Linked DNA regions of Homo sapiens: region 1 is linked to region 2. Evidence: chromatin contacts called from ENCODE Hi-C or POLR2A ChIA-PET data. All regions are on one chromosome and are shown on one strand. Each heading gives the region's core, a stretch centred on a gene start or an enhancer-like site at or near the end of the contact. The rest is flanking DNA. Distances are from core to core; before and after follow the strand shown.

Region 1 (4,950 bases), core at 1,267-3,766, 57 kb after region 2:
CGTTCCTCCTTGCCTTCCTCTATGGTTGTGAGGCTTCCTCAGCCACATGGAATTATAAGTCCAATTAAACCTCTTTCTTTTTTAAATTGCGCAGTTTCATATATGTCTTTATCAGCAGCATGAAAATGGACTAATACACTATTCTTTTCAATTGGTTCCAACTCAGGTGTTTTATCTACCCCCACTATTCACCATCAAACCCCAACACTCATCTCTACAATGGGGTCTATTTTTGTCTTTGGTGCCTATGATTGAGGAGAAGGTGCATTTCTTAGGACTGGCTTCTGAGGTACTACCATTCCAGAGATGTTTCCTAGAGCTCAAGGAAGTGAATATGCCTTTGTGTTGAAACTTAGGGCACTACTTGCATTCTTAGTTAAACCAGGAACAGTAAATCAACAAATTTTAGTTATCAAACTATAAATTAAAATGGAATATACAAAAAGTTAATATAGAATACAGAAACTTGGCCAGGCACGGTGGCTCATGCCTGTAATCCCAGCACTTTGGAAGACTGGGAGGGGCAGGTCACTTGAGGCCAGGAGTTCAAACAAGCATGGCCAACATGTGAAACCACATCTCTACTAAAAAAAAAATAATAATACAAAAATTATCCAGGCATGGTGGCATGTGTTTGTAATCCTAGCTACTCAGGAGACTGAGGCAGGAGAATCACTTGAACCTGGAAGGCAGAGGTTGCAGTGAGCCAAGATCATGCCACCGCACTCCAGCCTGGATGACAGAGCAAGAATCCATCTCAAAAAAAAAAAAAAAAAGGAATAAAGAAATTTGGTTTTTCTGAAACATTTCAGTTCATTTATCATTCTAATAATTCTTGTGTTCCATTTTAAGGGACTAGACAAAAAAGCTGAAATTTTAATCACCACTCTATTTTGATACAAATATTTATGACACTATGGTTTATTCAGTGGGTATCTAAGTTTTTTAAAAGAAATGTTTCAACAAATTTCTATTACTTACCTCATTTTAATATCTGAAATTTCTTGTAGTTCATTAAAGTTAAGTCAATGTGCCTGTGGTACCACTTTATGTTTATGAACAATATGAACATGCCCAACTGCAAAAATTGTGTAAGCCACTTGATGCTGAGTTTGTGGTTGATGACATTGGATTTTCTTATAACAATCAATGACATGAAAGATATTCCTCAAGCTCAGTGGAGAGGAAATTCTGAAAAATTCTCCTATTTCATGCTATTATTAGGCTTATAACATCCTTTCTTTACACAAGTTCTGTTGTTATATCTGTCATATCTTTCCTTGACTTGCATGGCTGATTTTTTGGAAGAAAAAATATTCATTAAAAATGCATCTAAATGACATATCCTAAGCTAGAAAAACTACATCATTTTCTCTCAGATCTAGAGACTAGCACAATTGCTGTTTATTTCTTGCTTTAAAAGACTCTCATTACTATGGACAGCCATGTGTCAGTTAGAACATTTGTTGAGAATCACTGGTAAGAAATCATCTAAGCTGTTGACTAAATGCTGATTCATTTGTTACTCAGCTGCAAAGGAATCACAGCCAACTGGTGATTATTCAGCTCTTTAGTTTAGCAAATACCTGAGCACCTACTTCTGTACCACGTGCTCTCACTATATCAGAGAGCAGAGGTCAGCAACGGTCTTTGCTAAAGGGACAGACAGAAAATATTTCAGGCTTTGCGGGCCATAAAAAAAAAAATCTGTCACAATTGCTCAACTCTGTTGCATCATAAAAGCAGCTAGAGAAAATATGTAAAACAATGGATGTGGCTGTATTGCAATAAAACTGTATTTACATCAGGCCTGATTTGGCCTGTGAGCTCTAGTTTGCCAGTTGCCCTCATGGAACAGGGAGAATGGGACAGAGAATTGGGATGGCAGAAACTGCTTACTCTTTGAAGTCTACAATGTACTTTGTTTCTTTCTCTGCCTGGAAAACTCCTTTTCATTTTTCCATGCTAGCTCACATATTCTTTTCTTCCATGAAGTTATTCTCAGATTCACCAGATAGTTTTCTGGATTTTCACTGTACTATTATGACTACTAATTTTCAAATCTGCTATTCTTGCTAAACAATGGGCTCCTTGGGAAAAAAAGCACCTCTTTGACCCAATTAAAGGCATATTGTATACAATATGGCCAGTTCCCTTGGAGTTGAGCAACTTGGTGGCCCTTTTTGGGGACAGGAAAAATATCTCATCTCTGTATCCTCATCATAGTAGAGTGTCATCATTTAATGAACAAATAAATATAAGGAAGAAAGTGATAAGAAAAATAAACAACATGTTCCATGAACTCAGAAGAATTAGAGAACGCCTTCAACTGGAGAAATGAGAGAAAGGTATACAGAAGTCTGAGTGAGGATATGTAAAGCAGGAAATAGCATCTATTGTAGACCCTGTGTATAGCAGGCAGCCTCCAGCATGGCCTACAATGATCCTTGCCTCTGGATATTCATGCCCTGTGCATTCTTCTCATGCTTTTTGGCTGAATATAATGACATAATTACTTACTCAGAATGAATAACATAGATGTGGTGAAAGATCTCTTCCAAGATTAGATTTAAAAGATACTGTGACATCTGCTTTGATCACTCTCTCCCTCAATCACTCTGAGAGAAACCAGGTGACACATTGTGGGCTGTCTCATGGAAGGGCCTTATGTAAAGGAACTGATGTCTCCAGTGTCAGCCAATCTCCAGCCAGGACCTGAGGCCTTGCAGCAGTCACAGAAGGGAGCTTGGAAATGGAGCCTTTATGAGTCCAACCTCAAGATGATAGAAGCTCCAGCAGATACCTGGATTGCAACCCTGTGAGACACTCTGAGCTAGAAACACCCAGCTGTCCTGCTCTGGGTTTCTGACTCAAAGAAACTCTGAGGTAATAAATGGGTGTTCTTTTAAGCTGCTAAATTTTGAGGTAATTTGCTACACAGCAATAGATAACTAATACATGATGTTAAGTATTTTAGATACATTTTCCCATTAAATCCTCACAATAAACTTACATAGTACACAATTAGTCAATTCTACTGATGCTATGGTTTGGATGTGGTTTATCCCTGCCAAAACTCATGTTGAAATTTGATCACCTGTATGGCAGTGTTGGGAGGTAGGACCCAGTGGAAGGTGTTTGGGTCATGGAATGGATGGATCCTTCATAAATCCTTCTTATGGGAGAGTTCTTACTCTTACAGGACTGGATTAGTTCCTATGAGAGCAAGGTGTTACAAAGAGTCTGGATTCCTTGGTTTCTCTCTTCTGCTTCCTCTCTCTCCATGTGATCTCTGTGCACATGCCTGCTCCCCTTTCACATTCTGCCATGAGTTGAAACAGCATGAGGCCCTCACCAGATGCAGCTGCCCAATCTTGGACTTTGCATCCAACAGAATTATAAGCAAATAAGCCTATGTTTTTTATAAACTACCCAGCCTGAGATATTTTGTTTTAGCAACACGAGATGAACTGGGACCTCTGATAAGGAAATAAAGGCTCTGGAGACTATAGAGTCTGTCCAAAAATGCCTGGTTAGTAAGTAGCAAACATGCTATTCAAATCTTTGCTCTTTCAGTCACCACACACCAGGATAGGCATGAAATAAGTGAAAAAATGAGGCTAGAGAAAGAGATTGCCCTAAAAGTCACCATGCAAAGTCTGCTCTATTTCAGGAGACCCTGAAAAAACATCAGTGATTTTGTCCAGTTCACCATACAAGCAAGACCTATATAGCATGTCATCATGAAATCAACTTTTTTAAGGAGTCTCTCACTATCTCTTTAAATCTGCTCAGTAAGACTATCCTCCTTCTCTGGAAAAAAAATGCTGAGTCTCATTTTTGGTCAATCTTAATTGATAGAAATGGTTACTTTGTCCCAGATATAATCTTAATTCAGTGATTAAGTTTATCAGATTTAATACACTGGTCAATCCTTCAACCCTCATTCAGATGTAATGCCTTGCCCTTCTTTCAGCAGCAGATGGGCTACTGGGTGCCTGCAGGCAGCATGCAACTGACCTTTTATTTCTACCTCATGATGAACAGCTGTCTCACTTGCCAGCTGGTATTTCTTGTCCACCAGGATTGAAGCGGGTAGCAGTGGGAAGGAAGAACATGGTGGTTGGAAAAACTCATCCTGTCTAATACTGTTGTGAGAAGGTTTCGTAATTTCTGGACCTAGAAACTACTTGAAGTTGACTTCTCACATACTTTCTTCAGAGTCTCCTGTGCCCCCACCCACTCCCGACTGCCTGCAACAACCTTGACAGAACCTGGATCTTGCCTTCAACCAGCCTCTCCTCATCCCCAGTCAGCTTTTATCCCTAGCAGTGTTCTTCACACAACTTTACTTGGGTCCCTCCACTCCAACATCTGCTCTCTGGAGCGGAATCCCCTTTCAAATCATCCCAGACTCATGTTCCTGCTGAAGGGGCTGTGCATTGGCATCCTTGGTGTAGCCCTTTACTAGGTTGCAAAACACTGCCTCAGCTTCCTCTTGCAGGAGCTAGGGATCATCCTGAAGTATCCTTCAACTTCAGGGAACATGTAGTTCCCCCCATTGAAGCACCCCTGTTTAGTCTTGAAGATCCACCCATCTCCGCTGATTGCCAGTGGGTAGGGCTCACAGCACAGCTCTTTCCAATAATATCCTCAAAATCATCTCCCAACTTCAATCTCCCAACTCACCAAAACATTCCTTATGGGTGGGGAATATCAGATTTATGAAGCTGACTCTCAGATATCTCCTTTGAAAATCTGTTTCTAGTCTAGTATATTGCTGAAATTTCAACTTTAACATCGAGTTATAGCACAAGCAGAGTTTTGCTTTAGGGGGATTCATCTCGTGTATGTGGGTGAAATTGAAGTTGGAAGGCACTGAGGGAGGGAGACAAAATAAGCAGCTATTGAAAAATCTAAGCTACAGACAACTCAGGGCTGAACTAGGGT
Region 2 (4,598 bases), core at 86-2,585:
TGAGGCATCTTTCATGTGAGGTAGCAGATGTCTCACCTGACAGTCTTTGGCAAAACTTTTCATCTTTAATCTGCAGGTTTAAATTCTGCCATGCTGTTTTTTAATCATCATTTAACTTCTGTTCTTACTGTTTCATTTATCCTGCAGTTCCGAGTGGAGCTGTGTGATTCTGGAAATAATATTCTCTAGTGTAAGTGTGCTCATTTTAAAAAGTAGAAAAAAATACTTTCTCACATACTTCAAACTTATAAACTATTCCAAGGTATCTACTTTCCCCTCAGCCCTGCAAAACACCATTTAATACATCTGTCTTTTAACACAATTCATTTTTCTCTATTTCTTATTTATTCATCAGTTCCCACTTAACAATGGTTAAAAGAAATGGGGTGATGGGTCTTTTCTCTCTACCATATTCTCTTAGATTTTTGTTAAATTCATTATACTTTTATAACAGTTTATCAGGAATCTATTATATGCTTTGTACAAGGATAGATAATTTGGTGAATAAGAAATATATATTTTATATATCTGCATAAATACATACTCACATATATAAAACAATAGATTATAATTTCAGATTGTAATAGAGATGCTGAACTACTTCTACAAACTTGGTTAAAAGACTGTTTACTTTTCTGAATAGTCATCCTCTTTGAAGTTATTAGCTGAGGGTAGAAGAGGCCACTTACTATCAATTCATATCCATACTGGTAGACAGATTATCGGGCCCACAAAGATGTCCACACCATAATTCCTGGAAACTGTCTATGCAGATGTGATTACCTAGAAGACCTTAGAGTGGGAAGATTATTGTGGGTTATCCTGGTGGACCAAATGCCTTCTCAAGAGTCCATATGAGAGGAAGGCAGGAGGGTCAGAGTCAAGGAAATGTGATGATGTGAGCTGAGTGGGGAAAAGGCAACAAAGCAAAAAGAGAGAGAGATTGGAAGATGTTGTGCTGCTAACTCTGAAGATGAGAGAATGAGCCACAAGCCAAGGAGTACTGGCAGCCTCTAGATGCCAGAAAAGGCAAGGATTGGATTCTCCCCTGGAGTCATCAGAAGCATCACAGCCCTGCCAACCCTTTTTAGATTTCTAACCTATGGAACTCTATAATAAATTTGGTCGTTTTGAGCCACTAAAGTTGGTGGTAACTTTTATAGCAGCAATAGGAAACTAATGCATCTACCAAATCAATTCTGACAAAGAATAAAATGACAACTGTCATAGTCAGGTTGCCTTGACACTGGAGTTTGTGCAATCAAGACTTGTGCATAAGAGAGAACGAACCTTCACTGATGTCCATGGCTGTAGGCCAGTGCCTCGTGATCCTTATGGTCATTGTGTTACACAGTAGTATCAACCTTTTGTGGTTTTGCAAGTCTCAGTCTGTCTCAGAAGGCAGAGCATATGTGTTTACCATAAAGGAGAAATCATTCTCAGTGTCAGTCATGTGAATAGAGGCACGTCTTCAAAGCTGTGAGTCCAAGAAAGGGAATTCAGTGCCTCCCCTTTGATCTGGACGCTGAGGTGACTAACCAGAGCAGAAGGGATCAAAGCAAGCTTTATCCTGTAGAATCATGCCAGGAACCAGCAAAACAGGACCTTGGAAGTCTGTGATTTTCCTCTGGAATCCAGGCTAGCATGCCTGGTCTACAATCCTAAGGGACTGACTATATTTTATAAATGCATTTATTTTCATCTCTTACTTGTTAGTAAACTAGGAAAAAGGTTCCATTTTTTGCGACTTTAAAAAATGCATTTTCTCAGGGAATCTGTAGGATATTTATGCAGGAATTGTAAAAGATATTTATATAAGGGGTCATCTTTCCACATTTGAGCCAGTATTTTATAGGAAAGGCCAGCATGACTGCAGCAACAGCAATTAGAGAATAATCCCAAGTGATTTTCAGGGATCTAGTCTAGGACGGGGACTGGATGTTCTTTTCCACCAGCTCATTCTCTTTTTTCTGATAATCTTGAGGATGCCAGTTTTATTTTTATTGAGAAAAGCTGCATTTCAGGGCAGCATGGTGAGTGCGGTGGGAAAGCAGGAGCACACTCACATGGATTGGAAAACTTAAGGGCAGCAGGGAGACAGGAGCCAAGTCTTAAAAGGTAAAAGGATCTGAATAGGTAAAAAGGAGGAAGGAGAATGCACTGGGCAGAGAGACGACTGTGAATGTAGGGAAGGCAGCAGGAATAAACCCCACTGTATCCCTAGAGCCCCAGGTGCTGACTGGAGCGGGAATTAAGGCAGGACCAGGTAGGACTGTAAACTATTACTAATGGGGTGTACAGCAGGAAGCCATTCTCTCTCCAGGAAGTGAAACAACATGATGACATTAGTGTGCCAGGAAGACAGGTGGCAGTAAAGAAAGACAGCATGATGGGAATATTGACCAATCACAAGAAAAGGCTGGTGTGCAAGGACCACCTATGCAAGCATGGTAGGCACAGGGATAGAGAGGAAGATGGGATGAGCCTGATAATACATGGAGGAAAACATGCCAAAGCTTAGAAGTACATTGGATATAAGAAAAATGGAAATAGATGAGGGTACGTTTGAAAAAATACGAAGAATTTAATAAGGCAGGTATATCAGTTTGTTAGGGCTGCTATGACAAAGTACTACAGACTGGTGGCTCAAACAACAGAAATATATCCTTTCACAACTCTGGAGGCTAGACGTCTGAGAGCAAGGTGTCAGCAAGGATGCTTCTCCTGAGGCCTCTCTCCTTGGCTTGTAGATGACCGACTCCTCCCTGTGTCTTCACATGGCCTTCCCTCTGTACCTGCTCTCCTCTTCTTAGAAGGACACCAGTCATATTGGATTAGGGCCCCCTCTAATGACCTCATCTTAACTTAATGGCCACTTTAAAAACCCTATCTCCAAATACGGTCACACTCTGAGGTACTGAGGGTTAGGACTTCAACATACGAATTTTAGGGGACCCAACTCAGCCCCTATCAGTAAGGTAAATTGGGGAGAGGGAGCAAGAAGACAGTAAGTTTAATTTTGAACAAGTTGAATTAAGGAGCTATCAAGCGAGCCTCCTACAATCTCCTGCTATAAAGGTTCCTAAGTGGCAAAATTACTTGCAGTCCCCAAAGGATGATTCATTTGTTTTAGGAACTGCCAAGGCAATAAAATGTTGGGAACTCTAGAAATCAATTTCCTATGGATCCTGAAGCCCAGAGAGACTCCTAATTTTCTGTAGCACTCTACGACGCTTTTATACCAAAATGTCTCACAGTGTGTTCCACAGGTCATTAGCCCCATTAAATGCGGCGTAATCACAAGCTTTCTGTAGCCAAATAAATTTGAGAGGGCCTGCATACTATGGTATCCACCTGGAGAACCACAATGCACATTGATAAAGGCAATTAGAAATCTTTCAGCAAATAAATGGCAGGGTTTGTTTTTGCTTAATCTGCGTTCTCAATCTGATTTGACCATAAACACTTTTGCTTAATATAGTCTCTTTCATGTCCTACAGAATAGAGTTCTGTGAAAAGCTGTTCTTAGACCTATCTTGAAACTTGAATTTTGGCCTCAATGTCCCCACATTAGGATTTTGAGTATAACATCATCAGGGCATGAGATAGCCCTCTGACACCTAGAAATAATGTATGCTGAAAGCACCAAGCTATGGAACCTGCGATAGGGAGAAGAAAGTAATGAGGGCAGCTGTTCTCTATTGCTCTAGGCAGAAAGAATAATGCCCCCCACCACATACACACACACACACACACACACACACACACACACACACACACACACAAACACACAAAGATCTCCACATCCTAATCCCTGGGACCTGTGACTAGGTTGTTGTATGGCAAGGGGAAATTAAGTTTGTAAATGAAATTAAGGTTACTAGTCATGTGACTTTAAAATAAACAGAAAACAGATTACATGGGATTATTCCAGCAGGCCCAGAGTAATTACCATTTTTCTTAAATGGGTGACAAGGCAGTAAAAATGGCAACACTAGAAGAACTCCACTGGCCATTGCTGGCTTTGAAAATGGAAGCAGGCCATGGGCCAGGACATGCAGATGGCATTTGATATGGTCAGGCTTTGCATTCCCACCCACATCTCATCTTGAATTATAATCCCTATAATCCCCAAGTGTCAAGGGAGAGACCAGGTGGAGGTAAATGAATCATGGGGCAGTGTTTCTCCCATGCTGTTCTCATGAAAGTGAGTCAGTTTTATAAGGGGCTCTTCCACCTTCACTACTTGCACTTCTCCTTCCTGCCACCTTGGGAAGAAGGTGCCTTGCTTCCCCTTCACCTTCCACCATAATTGTAAGTTTCCTGAGGCCTCCCCAGTCATGCTGAACTGCGAGTCAATTAAACCTCTTTCCTTTATAAATTACCCAGTCTCGGGCAGTACTTTGTAGTAGTGTGAAAATAAATTAATACAGTAAATTGGTACCACAGAGAGTTGGGTGCTGCTATAAAGATACCCAAAAATGTGAAAGTGACTTTGGAACTGGGTAACAGGCAGAGGTTGGAACAGTTTGGAGGGCTCAGAAGAAGACAAGAAGATGTGGGAAAGTTTGGAACTTCCTAGAGACTTATTAAATGGC

The links. Hi-C counts contacts between places; a loop is a spot of excess contacts on that map. ChIA-PET counts read pairs that join two places held with the same protein, here RNA polymerase II (POLR2A). Pooled maps may share reads with other maps.
Region 1: a loop to region 2 is called in a map of mammary epithelial cell, with 4 times the contacts of the local background. The contact joins two enhancer-like sites. A Hi-C loop is called at or near these places in 4 of 168 maps with a recorded cell type or tissue (Caco-2, lower leg skin and mammary epithelial cell) and 1 of 50 pooled maps. POLR2A ChIA-PET finds 5 or more read pairs at or near these places in 1 of 52 experiments (MCF 10A).

What each region holds. Positions count from the first base shown.
Region 1 is chr5:13,565,460-13,570,409 of GRCh38, forward strand. The region is part of intron 3 of LOC105374660 (a long non-coding RNA gene); the gene reads right to left. Among named protein-coding and RNA genes, the nearest start is that of DNAH5-AS1, 290 kb to the right of the region's middle. RefSeq lists an enhancer at 1,745-2,944. Within about 2 kb of position 2,517, at least 4 of the 41 ENCODE cell types and tissues checked have a DNase peak (open chromatin) inside an H3K27ac peak, as active enhancers do; they include mammary epithelial cell, where a contact is called at or near this core.
Region 2 is chr5:13,509,341-13,513,938 of GRCh38, forward strand. All of the region lies in intron 4 of LOC105374660 (a long non-coding RNA gene), which reads right to left. Among named protein-coding and RNA genes, the nearest start is that of DNAH5-AS1, 350 kb to the right of the region's middle. RefSeq lists a silencer at 1,199-1,493. Within about 2 kb of position 1,336, at least 2 of the 41 ENCODE cell types and tissues checked have a DNase peak (open chromatin) inside an H3K27ac peak, as active enhancers do; they include mammary epithelial cell, where a contact is called at or near this core.